Linked DNA regions of Homo sapiens: region 2 is linked to region 1. A link is a contact called in ENCODE Hi-C or POLR2A ChIA-PET data. All regions are on one chromosome and are shown on one strand. The core of a region is the stretch at or near the end of the contact, and the rest is flanking DNA. Distances in the headings are between cores, read along the strand shown. Region 1 holds the start of CCDC74B (coiled-coil domain containing 74B). Region 2 overlaps PTPN18 (protein tyrosine phosphatase non-receptor type 18).

Region 1 (6,459 bases), core at 1,519-4,018:
AGCAGAGGCCCTGGAAAGGTGGTTTCCTGAGGGGCCATCTGGAAAGCAGGAGGGCTTGGGACACATGGAACAGCAGGTCCCGAGGGAGAGCATGGCCTCTTCCCGTGTCCTGTCAGCGTCCCCAGCACTGCAGGGCTGGGGCTGCCGACTTGGGCCACACTTTGCCCAGAACAGCTCACTGGAGTTGCCACAGCGGCTAGGGAAGGGCCCTCCCTCAACCCCATTCTCCATGTCTCTCTGGGAAGGGAGAGCCCTAGGCACTGCCCCAGCTACGATGTTCCCAGGCTGGCTCCATCCACCAGTCAGATGTCCTCCTGATGTCAGCCCCAGCCCCAAAGATAACGGGAAGTGAGCTCGAGACCACAACCCAGAATCCTGGGCTGGGTGGGGGCCGCTGTCAGGATGGGGAAGTGCCTTGGACAAGTGGCAAGGAAACAGGACTCTGCTTCCTCCCTTTGTCCCCATGGTTGCTGCCCAGATGGCAGGAAGGGATCCCTGGATGGAGTGTGTCCAGAGCCCCTGGGCCCCCAGCATGTCAGGACTCAGAGCCATAGGGCTGGAGATCCTGGGCCTGGCCACAGCAGCAATCTGAGGCAAAGATCTAGCAGGGCAGGGGCTGTCCCAGGGGTTCCTTCCCATTTCAGCTCTACTTGGAGGAGGGAGGTCTGGGGAGCACCCTGTGCCCACCTCCCCACTGCAATGACCTCAGGCCCTGGGCTTCCTGAGAGCAGCACGTGCTGTGCTTGGCTGCGTAACATCATCCAGCCACGGCTAGAGGTAGCGGCATCTGTCCAGGTCCCCCAGAACCTGTCCCCACTGGGTTGGCATACAGGGGCCAGTGCAGCCAGGTGGGCAAGGACAGTCTGGAGGGGCTCCCCTGGGTGGCAAGAGCATCCCATCAGGAACTGAAGGGCCCAGTTCTCACCTTTCTTCTGTGATGTCTGATTCATTATGAGCTTGTAACGGAGATCTGAAAGCAAGCACACGCTCTCCTCAGCACTTGTGAAACCACAGCCATTCTGAGAGAAGAAGCCTGGCCTGTCCTCTCCTGGCTGCTGAGCCCGAAAGTCCTGCCCCCCCACTGGCTGATTGGGCCCTGCCCCATGGATCCCGCTCTCCACCATGCCTTTGTCGTGGGTGTCAGGCCAGGAGTGGCCCCTGCCTGTTCCCTAGGCAGAGCCCACCTGGCATATCAGCCTCATCCATCTGAGATGACTGGAGGGCGTCCACACTGCCAGGCAGAACCTGGGCTTTAGGGGTACAGAGGTGAACTCTGGAATCCCTGGCTATGGCGGTGTCATGATCCCGTGGGCATCAGGGACTGGGGGGAGGCTCAAGAAGATATGAGGAACGGGGCGTCCTGAGGCTCAAGAAGACATGGGGAAGCGGGGTCCTGACAAAACAGACGCCTGGTGATGGGATACTCGGCACTCAGGTAAGGCAGCAGCAGGGAACGGGGCGGGAGAGGAGGCCGCGGGCACTGGTGCCCTTGCTGGAGCCCTCCTGAAGCAAGAGCGAGGAGCGGAGCCACATCCCACATCCTGGCGGGCCCTCCTCCTGCTCGGGGCAGGAGGGGTGGGGGAGGAGGGAGGGAGAAAGGGGGGCGTGGGGGTGAGGAGCAGCTAAGGGTGCAGTTGGGAAGGCCCCGCCGGAGGACAGCATGGGCACAGGCGAAGCGGGGACGGGGTGGGGGGCGGGGGAATGCCTGCTCCTGATCCGATGTGTTTAGCTGGAAGAAATTCACTGAGCTGCGCACTCGCACTTGGGCACGTTTCCCTGCATAAAGTTTTTGTTTGTTTGTTTTTGTTTTTTTTGAGACGGAGTCTCGCTCTGTCACCGAGGCTGGAGTGCAGTGGCAAGATCTCGGCTCACTGCAAGCTCCGCCTCCCGGGTTCACGCCATTCTCCTGCCTCAGCCTCCCGAGTAGCTGGGACTACAGACGCCCACCACCACACCCAGCTAACTTTTTGTATTTTTAGTAGAGACGGGGTTTCACCGTGTTAGCCAGGATGGTCTCGATCTCCTGACCTCGCGATCCGCCCGTCTCGGTCTCCCAAAGTGCTGGAATTACAGGCGTGAGCCGCCGCGCCCGGGCCCCTCTATAAAGTTTTTAACAGAGGTGTGTCTGACCCTGCTTGGAGAGGAGAGGACTGGCGGAGTCAGCATCTGAAATGCTGCTGCCCTAGGAGACAGGCAGACAGGTTCGGCACTGCCCGGGGGCCACGCGGGTCTCCCTCTGGGAGGAGGGGACAGCTCAGCGTGGCAGGGCGGGCTTACCGTCCTGTGTTCCCCCTGAGCCCAGGCGTGTGCTGGAGTTGATGGCTGTGTTTCTGTGCTGCGGGAGCGGCAGTGTTGAGTGTGCCTGGGGAGGCAGGGCCGGCCTAGGGCCCCGCGCCGGCTCACCCTTGTTTTCCCGCTTCAGATGCTCGATCTCCTCATGGAGCTTGGCCAGCATCTCCGAGTGCTGCTGCTGCAGGAACTGTAGGCTCTTCTCCAGGTCCAGGTTCCGTTTCTGCGGGTCGCTCTGCCTGAGCTGCGGGCTCTGCGGCCTCAAGGACTGGACGCCCACAGAGGGGCGCTGGCGCCGGCGCCGAGAGCCCGGGGTCGGCGAGCTGGGGGGCCGCGTCCCAGCCGCCACCCCCGCACCGCTCATATCGCCATCGCCAGGTACTCTCCCGCTGCCACTGCACCCCGGCTCAGTGGCCAGGCCGCCCTAGCCTGGCGCCCCGTCACCATGGAAACCGGGCGACGGAGGGCGCCAGGCGTTTGGCGGGGGCGGGGCCTGTCGCTGGCTCTTCCTGGGTGAGTAGTGATTTACAAGGCATCCAGGGCTGGGCGCCGGGGCTCACGCCTGTAATCCCCGAACTTTGGGAGGCCGAGGCGGACGGATCACTTGAGGTCAGGAGTTCCTGACCAGCCTGACCAACATGGCGAAACCCCGACTCTACTAAAAATACAAAATTTAGCCGGGCGTAGTGGCGGGAGCCAGTAATCCCAGCTACTCCGGAGGCTAAGGCAGGAGAATAGCTTGAACCGGGAGGCAGAGGTTGCAGTGAGCCGAGATCGCACCGCTGCACTCCAACCTGGGCGACAGAGACTCTATCTAAAATAATAATAATAATAATAATAATAATAATAATAATAATAAAAGGCATCCTTTCCAGCCTGGATGGAAAGTGAGCCCCTGTCTCTATAAAAATTAAAAGAAAAAAAACCCGGGCATGGTGGCTTGCGCCTGTAGTCCCAACTGCTCGGGAGGCTGAGGTGGGAGGATTGCTGGAACCCCGGAGGTCGAGGCTGCAGTGAGCTATGATGGCACCACTGAACTCCAGCCTAAGTGACAGAGTGAGATGCTGCCTAAAAATAAGAGGCCGGGCGCAGTGGTTCACACCTGTAATCCCAGCTACTCCGGAGGCTGAGGCAGGAGAATCACTTGAACCCAGGAGGTGGAGGTTGCAGTGAGCCAAGATCGCGCCATTGCACTCCAGCCTGGGCGACAGGGTGGGATTCTGTCTCAAAAAAAAAAAAAATAATAAATAAATAAATAAATTTAAAAATAATAAAAATAAAAAGTCTTTTTTTTTTTTACAAGGCCTGCCCTCAAAAAAAAAAAAAATCACAGCCAGGCCAATCATAATTTTGCCAGACACCAACAAACCTGGAGGAAGGGAACATAGCTAACCCCAGCCTGCTCTGGCTCTCCTTCCCCACATCTTACTGCCACATCAGCGGGGCTCCTGTATAATAACAGGGGATACAAGTGAAAGAACTGCTCATCTCAGAGCTTATTCGAGAAATCTCTAGGAAACCGTAAAGACAACAGGGAGACAAAAACTAAGACACTAGAGGAGGTTTAAGCCTCTGACACCTCCAGTTAACAAACAGCACACATGGCACAACCCCTAACCAGACCAACATAAAACTTCACACAGAAAGTCCATTTACTGGTTGAGCATGACCAGCCCTCAACAAAAACTTGCAAGGCATAATAAAAAACAACACAGTTCGAAGACACAGCAAGCATCAGAGCCACACTTAAATATGGCAGAGATGTTGGAATTATCAGACCAAGAAATGGAATACGACTATGATTAATATGCTAAGGGCTCTAATGGAAAAAGTGGACAACATGAGATTACAGACTGATAATGGGAACAGAGAGGTAGACGTTCTAAGAAATAATCTAAAGAAAATGTGAAGGCCAGGCAGGGTGGCTCATGTCTGTAATCCCAGCACTTTGGGAGGCTGAGTTGGGCAGATCATTTGAGGTCAGGAGCTCAAGACCAGCCTGGCCAACATGGTGATACCCCATCTCTACTAAAAAATACAAAAATTAGCTAGTGTGGTGGCATGCACCTGTAATTCCAGCTACTTGGGAAGCTAAGGTGGGAGGATTGCTTGAATCCAGGAGGTGGAGGTTGCAGTGAGCCGAGATCATGCCACTGCCCTCAAGCCTGGGCAACAGAGTAAGACTCCATCTCAAAAAAAAAAAAAAGAAGAAGAAAAGAAAAGAAAATGTGAGAAGTTGGCCAGGCACAGTGGCTTACACCGCTAATCCCAACACTTTGGGAGGCCGAGGTGGGTGAATCACTTGAGGTCAGGAGTTCAAGACCAGCCTGGGCAACATGGTGAAAACCCATCTCTACTAAAAATACAAAAATTATTGGGAGGCCGAGGCGGGCGGATCATGAGGTCAGGAGATCGAGACCATCCTGGCTAACACGGTAAAACCCCATCTCTACTAAAATACAAAAAATTAGCCAGGCATGGTGGTGGGCGCCTGTGGTCCCAGCTACTCGGGAAGCTGAGGTAGAAGAATGGCGTGAACCCGGGAGGCGGAGCTTGCAGTGAGCCAAGATCATGCCACTGCACTCCAGCCTGGGCGACAGAACAAGACTCCATCTCAAAAAAAAAAAAAGAAAAAAGAAAGGCAGGCATGGTGGTGCATGTCTGTAATCCCAGCTACTCAGGAGGCCGAGGCCAAAGAATTGCTTGAACCCAGGAGGTGAAGTTTCCAGCAAGCTGAGATCCTGCCACTGCACTCCATCCCGAGCAACAGAGTGAGACTCCATCTCAAAAAACTAAAAGAAAATGTAAGAAGTCAAAAACACAACAGAAATGAAAACTCAGGTGCATGGCTGATGCCTGTAATCCCAGCACTTTGAGAGGCCAAAGCAGGAGCATCTCTTGAGCCCAAGAGTTAGAGACCAGCCTGGGCAATATAGCCAGACCCTGACTCCACAAAAAACTAAAAAGTTTGCCTGCATGGTGGTGCACACCTGCAGTCCCAGCTACTGAGAAGGCTGAGATGCAGCGAGCCGTGATTGCACCACTGCACTCCAGCTTGGGCAACACAGAGAGACCCTGTTTCAAAAAAAGAAGGAAAAAGATATAGGAAATTTGGATCTAAAAAAAGGGAAGTGCATTAGAGAAGGAATAAAGTAAAATAAAATATAATCTTTATTATTATTTTTAATAGATGACAGGTTGTTCAAAAAAATTATGGCAACATGTATTTAGTAATTATGGTTTATGGATAGCTGGAATGAATGGTAGCAATATTATTGCTGGGAGGGAGGATATCCTGAGTGGAGAGAAATTCATCCAGGCAGGAGTGCAGTGGCGCGATTATAGCTCACTTGCAGCCTGGAACTCCTGGGCTCAAGCCATCCTCCTGCCTCAGCTTCCCTAGTAACTGGGATTACAGGCACACACCACGCCTGGCTAATTTTTTTTTTTTTTTTTGTCTTGCTATGTTGCCCAGATTGGTCTCAAACCCCTGGGCTGAGGCAATCTTCCTCCCTCAGCCTCCAGAAGTGTTGAAATTACAGGTATGAGCCACTGTGCCTGGTATATGGTTGCTTTTGAATGTCCTAGTCCTAAACATCTGGTTCCCAAGAAGGAGAAAAGAAAAATGAAGGCAGGAGGAGGTGCTGATCCATAAAAACCTCCTGGAAGGTGTGTACCCAGGGAGGCAGTGAGGGTTGAGGAGGGACGTTGCAAACATAGCAGTGGAGATTGCAGCAGTGGCTGCCTGCCTCTTTGTCTGCATTTTCACAATCAACAGCAGCCATCATCAATCAGAGCACAGATCCCCAGTATTTGGAGGATGGGGCTCTTATTGCCCGCTCTGGTTCCTGCAAGCTATAGGGAAGCTACTCCAGAAATGCATGCATGGCTGCTTGCACCACCAATTTAAATGCCACTTTCTTCTGAAAACACCCTTACAGACCTGCCAGGAAATAATGTGTAACCAGATATGAGTGCATCCGGTGGCCCAGACAAGCTGACATATAGAATTAACCATCACAAGTCCACCCCTTGTCAACCTGGCACCCATACACATCTCCTTAAACCATACGCACTCTCCAAATAAACACAATAACCCAGTGTTATTGTGTTAGCAGTGGAAGGTGTCCGAGTTAATAGTGTTAGCAGTGGAAGGTGTCCAAGTCACTG
Region 2 (6,342 bases), core at 107-2,606, 230 kb after region 1:
TCCCCAGGCACTTCTCGCCATACCCCGCCCACCAGGAGGGGTCCTCAGGTACCCGGCTCCATCCCCGGATTCTTCCCTGCCCAATTTCTCAGGCTAACCCCTTCTTCATCCTTGGAACACCAGTCCGTTCCTTGTTCACTTCGCCAAGTGTTCGCTGGCCCTTTCTTCGAATTGAGCTCTGGGAACCCACCCCAAGATGATTCAATTATCCCAAGATGATTCATTTACCCCTTGCCTCTGCCTCTAAGGCTTGCCCTGCCTTCTGAGTTAGGCCTTTCCTGGATCCTCTAATCAAACCTTAATTCAGGTGGCTCACCCCTGTAATCCCAGCACTTCGGGAGGCCAAGGAGGGCGGATCACTTGAGCCCAGCTGGAGACCAGCCTGGTTAACATGGTGAAACCCTGTCTCTACTAAAAATACAAAAATTAGCCAGGCGTGCTGGTGAGAGCCTGTAATCCCAGCTACTCCGGAGGCTGAGGCAGGAGAGTCGCTTGAGCCCGGGAGGTGGAGGTTGCAGTAAGCCGAGATCGCACCACGGCAGTCCAGCCTGGGCGACAGAGCGAGATCCTGTCTCAAAAAAACAACAAAAAAAATTCAGCAAATAATTCTAGACGCCGCCTTCTTGTCAGGCCGCACGTTGGGTGCTGCGGACATGGGATTGAGCCGCCTTCGCAGCGGAGACTTAAGGCCCTTGTCCTTGCGGCCATCCCTTCCTGTCTTCTATGCCACTTCCGCATTCTTTTGTTCAGTAGACGTTGACACAGAAATGACCACCCCTCAAACCAACACTCTGCCCCAAATTACCCTCCAGGCTGACCCCGTTCCTCCTTCATCCCCCTAACTTGCAGGGCGCTAGGGACACAGAAGCGAGGCCTCCAACCCAAGGAGCCCTCCCTCCCATCTAGCGCACCGCCTCGGCGGGAAGGAAGCCCGTGGTTTGCGCGCTGAGCAGCCTCCCCACTCCCGCCCTGCCCAGCGCCGCCGTTTCACTTCCTCCCGGCCCTCCCTGCCTGCAGGAGCATCTCTGTGCCCGGGTCCCCGGGCCACGCCATGGCTGACACCTACGCGGTGGTGCAGAAGCGCGGGGCTCCAGCGGGCGCCGGGAGTGGGACGCAGACGGGGACGGGGACGGGGACGGGGGCGCGCAGCGCGGAGGAGGCGCCGCTCTACAGCAAGGTGACGCCGCGCGCCCAGCGACCCGGGGCGCACGCGGAGGACGCGAGGGGGACGCTGCCTGGCCGCGGTGAGTCGAGGCTTGCTCCTTCTCAGGGCATCATCCTGCTGTGATCCGCAGGGCGGAACCATCCTGCAGTGGTCCGTCAGGCCCTGGCGGCCGCGGGGACCCCAGCCGCTAGCCTGGCCACGCCCCGACGCTGATGTCCAGGCGTCCCTGGCCACGCCCCGGAAGCGCCCCCTGGCGGTCGCAGTCGCGGTCCAGGGGCAGGGTTCCTGGCAATACTTGTCTTGGCCGCGCCCAAAGGCTGGAGGCCACGTCCGGGGTGTGTGCCTTCTCCCGCCCGGCGCCCTCGGCTCTCCCCTTCGGGCCTCCGGGGAAGCGTCCCCGCTAGGGGTGGGGTCTTGGGACTCCCTGGGGCTTCCGGAGCTGACCCGTGGGGGGTCTGCTGCCCTCAGTTCCTGCTGACCAAAGTCCTGCCGGATCTGGCGCCTACGAGGACGTGGCGGGTGGAGCTCAGACCGGTGGGCTAGGTAAGTCAGGTAGAGCCTGGGTTGCTGGGACTTTGCTGCTTTGAGTGAACCCAGGAGTCTGGGGTTGATGGGGCATGGAGCTTAGTCCTGTGGATGTGGCTGCAGTGAACCAGGAGGACCTGGAGGCGGGGGGATGGCCTTCTTCATGTCTGCCAGCTTCCACACACCTCAGCTTCTCCATGAGACCCACGGCACCCTTCTTCTCCCAGGTTTCAACCTGCGCATTGGGAGGCCGAAGGGTCCCCGGGACCCGCCTGCTGAGTGGACCCGGGTGTAAGTCTAACGCCAGTTCCTGCCTGTTGCCTCTTGTGAGCTCGGACTGCTGATGCCCCGGTGCTGCTGAGCGCCGTGCGCAGAATGGAAACAGTGGGCCTGGATCAAAGTTAAAGTTTCTCAGGGTGGGAAATGTGGGGGCTTTGCCCCAATGACTGTAGCATTCAAGGCTTGAGGCTGGAGGAGGTAGCTAGGGTATAGTGGCTGGTGAGGCTGCACAGAGCAGATTCAAGAAAGAAGATCAGGAAGGGGCATGACCCCTGAGTTATGAAGGGGAGAAGGGACAGATGAGCTTCCGGAGACTGCTCTCCTCACCACACAGCACTAGTCCATCCTCAGCACCTGAGCCTCCCTCACTTGGACACTCAGGGGACCACACAGAGAAGTGGATGGACACTTCGCCATCCAGGCAGAACTAAGCCAGGCATAACCACAGCCAAGCAGATTAACCCCAGGCAGACCGATAAAAAGACCTCCAGATAGGCAGACAGACAGATGGACCACCAACCTGGACAGACAGCCAAAGCTTCAGAGATACAGTCCACAGGTGGACAAAGGGATCCCCAGCCAGAGAGAGAGAGACCAGCCAACAGCTTGATAGACCAGTGCAGCCAGAGAGACCACCAAACAGAGCCCCCAAAAGACAGACATCTCTGCTAGCTGGACAGCCAGGTGGACCCCCTAAGTTAGATTACTAGACAGATATAAACAGATCCCCTGCTGAACAGATACACAGAGTTCTCAGACCCCACCCCCACCCTCAGGTGGGCTGGCTGGCTGACAGACCTTCTGGCCAGACAGACTCCTAACCAACCAGATGGACTGCCAGACAGGCAGACATCAGCCACATGGAATCCTGACATCCCAGCCAGCCGGCCAGACTCTCATCTTGATGTCTTGATGGATGGACCCCAGCTAGTCAGACATGATCCTCCAGATTGACAGACAAGTCCCCCAAATGAGTACACATCTCCAGCTATTCAGACAGATGGACCCCCAGCAAATCAGGACCTATCTAGGCAGACCCCAGCCAGACCCCCGCCAGACAGACTCCCAACCAGACTGACCCCTTACTATTCACACAGCCTGCCGAGTAGCTGGGACTACAGGTCTAATTTTTTTTTTTTTTAAGAAATGAGTTTTTGCCATGTTGCCCAGACTGGTCTTGAACTCCCAACCTCAAGCAATCCTCCTGCCTCAGCCTCCCAAAGTGCTGAGATTACAGGTGTGAGCCACCAGGCTCAGCCCCCTAAGATTTGAAACACTTTAAATGGCCCATGGTAGGGTTCCTGCTAGGATAAAACATTAAGCGGCTGTTAAAAGAAATAAAAGGAGGACACGTCTCTGTGCACTGGTGTGGACAAATCTCCAAGTCACTGCAAAATGGAAAAAGTATAAGATGCTCTTTCCCTGAACCTCAAGGGTCCCGCCCCTCTCACTTTCAGGTCTCTGGACCTCTGACTGACACTGTGCCTGCCCAGGTCCCTGTATGCACTGCCACAGTGCCCTGGGCCCCATGTCCACCCCTGTCCTGCCCTTCTCTGGGATAGGGCTGGCCTTCCTCTGCCTCTGCCTGGCTGCATCCATGGTCGATCTCAAGTGCCTTGGCATGAACTCCACTCTCCTGCAGCCTTCAATCAAGGAATGATGGGGATGTGTACATACCCCACCCCACCCCTTGGCAGGGTGATGCTGAGGTGTGGATTTTTAACAGTTCCCAGACTTTCCCAGGAGGCTTGGGTTTGGGTGCCCACAGTGGGAGCTGGTGTGATATCATACCTTCGCCGGCCGCCTTTCCTTCCTGTTCTCTGTGCCCCTACTCCCACTCTAGAGCTGCCCCGTTTCTCTGTTTTCGTGAAAGAGCTGACCCTGTGCTGCCTCCCACTCTCCCAATGCCCCTGCCACTCCTGTGAGCCTGCTGCTGGTGAGGTCGGTGCTGACCTCTGTGTTGCTGGATAATGAGTCATCTATCTCTGGAGGAGAAGAAAGGCAGGTCCTCCACAGCCCTGATAAAATCTCCAAGTCTCCCAGTTTCGGGTCCCTCTCCTGGGATGCAGACCCACTGCCTGCCCAGCTGGTACGATCCACATGCCCTCTTCTTGGGAATAGGGGCATGGGAAAGTGACTAAAGATACTGTTCTGGCTGCTGTGTTCACTGTGAGTAATAAACTGTCCATTTCTCCGATTCAGAGGTCTGTTTTTCCTTTTTTTCTTCCCCAAAGATGGAGTCTTGCTCTGTCGCCCAGGCTGGAGTACAATGTCGCAATCTTGGCTCACTACAACCTCTGTCTCCGCCTCCCAGGTTCAAGCAATTCTTCTGCCTCAGCCTCTCAAGTAGCTGGGATTAAACGCGTGTACCACTATGCCCAGCTAATATTTGTATTTTTAGTAGAGATGGGGTTTCACCACGTTGGCAAGGCTGGTCTCGAACTCCTGACCTCGTGATCTACCTGCCCCTGCCTCACGAAGTGCTGGGATTACTGGCGTGAGTCACTGCTCCCGGCCTTGGTCTGGTGTTTTATACACATGTGCATGTGATGTGGAGCTGTGCAGGCCACCTTGTCAGCATGCGAGGAGGGTCCAGTCTCTGCGCCTTCTTGGTTTCTGACTTCACACCCAGTAGCCTCACTCCTGGCCCAGCATGGCAAGCACAGTTTCCACTCAGGCATTTGCCCTGGTTATTCTCTCTGCCTTGGATACTTTTCTCCTAGATTCTGCCTCTAATATATTTGAACATTTACCTCTTAATATTGTTTCCTGTCTCTCCTGATCAGAATGTAAGCTGCGTGAGGGCAGGAGTTTTTGTTTGGTTTACAGCTACTGTCCCAGCTCCGAGAACAGTGCTGACACTTAGGAAGTGTGCAGGCTGATTTATCTCACACCATTTACTCCGGGTTTCCTCACTTCTAGTAAAGTATGACACCTTGTCTCAAATATTCTTTTCCTCTTTCCAGACCCATGTCTTTGCTCATGTAGATCACTACTTCAGGCTGACATAAAAACCGTTCTCTTGTTAAGAAAGCTCAGCAATGGGAGAGGCAATCCTCCACCCGTCTCTTGCTCTCCTACAGGTCTTTCCTGGAGGTAGTGGGTTGAATGGTGGCCCCCAAAAAGATAGGTCCAAGTCCTAACTTCTAGAACCTGTGAATGCGACCTTATTTGGAAAAAGGGTCTTTGCAAATGTAATTAAAACACCTGGAGATGAAATCATCCTGTATTTAGGATGGGCCCTAAACCCAATGATGTCTTTATAAGAGAAAAGAGAGAGAGACGCAGAGACAAAGAGAAGAAGGTCATTGAGATGGAGGCAGAGATGGGGATGAAGTGTCTGCAAACCAAGGAATGCCAAAGATTGCCAGCAAACCACCAGGGGCCAGGAGAGAGGCCTGGCCGATTCTCCCTCACAGACAGTAGAGGGAACCACCCTGCTGACCCGTCAGTTTCAGGCTTTGGGACCTCAGAACTGTAAGAGAATAAACATGTTTTGAGCCACACGGTTTATAGTCATTTGTTATGGCAGCCACAGGAAACTCACACACTGGGTATCCAGGAATGCAAGGCCTGGCCGCTCCTGAACTGGGCATCTCAGAGCTGTGTTTGCAATAGGACACTGCAGCAGGTGATGTTTCCTTCTGGATATGCCCTGAGCTCAGGGCTCCTCTTCTGCAGTGCAGCCCACTGGGTGCACAGCATCTGTCTGGGCTCTCACAAACCCCCATGGGATGTGGGGGTCAATGGGACCGTTGCAGGCACCATACTCGTGTTGCTTTGTTTCTGACCCAGTAGGAACAGTGAAGGCTCAGCTGTCAGTTTCCAAGTAGGATCGGATCTGATGATGCCTCCTTTTCACAGGAGTTAGTTACTTCTCCTTTTCTGCTTTCAACATCCCCTGCCTTGACTTCTCTCCTTTGTATGGCATTTGTTTGTCTTAGACCGTGACGTCCTGAGAGAAAACTAGGCCCCATTTGTGGTTAGGTTGGTTTCCAATCTCAGGGGCAGAGAGCTGCTTTACATAATTGATGAAAACTTTGTTTCTGTTTCCTAACTCTCGATTCAGTGCTTTTTTCACATACTCCCAAGCTTACATGTCCTTGCTACCTTCAGAAACAAAACATGGTATTAAAAGTTGCTGCTGGATATTGGGCAGCTGATATCTGACCTCATGAAGCAGAAGGGGAGGGTGAGGAATTGCCACTTGCAATAGGGATCCCCTGAGCTTCCCTGATACTAACATGGTGGGGGGGGGGGCTTGATAAAAAACAAAGGGCAGGCTCAAGAGCTCAGGGCTGCTGCTGAGAGTCTAATGGCTTCTCAGCCCCTGGTAACCTTACCCTCCAGGCCCTACTCCCACCTCCTCTCCT

The links. Hi-C counts contacts between places; a loop is a spot of excess contacts on that map. ChIA-PET counts read pairs that join two places held with the same protein, here RNA polymerase II (POLR2A). Pooled maps may share reads with other maps.
Region 2: a loop to region 1 is called in a pooled map, with 4 times the contacts of the local background. The contact joins the enhancer-like site here to the promoter of CCDC74B in region 1. A Hi-C loop is called at or near these places in 4 of 50 pooled maps. POLR2A ChIA-PET finds 5 or more read pairs at or near these places in 2 of 52 experiments (activated CD4-positive, alpha-beta T cell and activated naive CD4-positive, alpha-beta T cell).

The regions. Positions count from the first base shown.
Region 1 is chr2:130,142,344-130,148,802 of GRCh38, forward strand. It overlaps CCDC74B (coiled-coil domain containing 74B), which reads right to left and starts at 2,769. Exons shown (of 8, transcript NM_001258307.2): 1 at 2,404-2,769; 2 at 926-970. The coding sequence starts at 2,653. RefSeq lists an enhancer at 805-884.
Region 2 is chr2:130,371,240-130,377,581 of GRCh38, forward strand. PTPN18 (protein tyrosine phosphatase non-receptor type 18) reads left to right here. Exons shown (of 15, transcript NM_014369.4): 12 at 1-48; 13 at 1,018-1,244; 14 at 1,634-1,708; 15 at 1,918-4,166. The coding sequence ends at 1,985. Among named protein-coding and RNA genes, the nearest start is that of PTPN18, 18 kb to the left of the region's middle. RefSeq lists an enhancer at 591-1,218 and a silencer at 945-1,694. Within about 2 kb of position 1,357, at least 36 of the 41 ENCODE cell types and tissues checked have a DNase peak (open chromatin) inside an H3K27ac peak, as active enhancers do.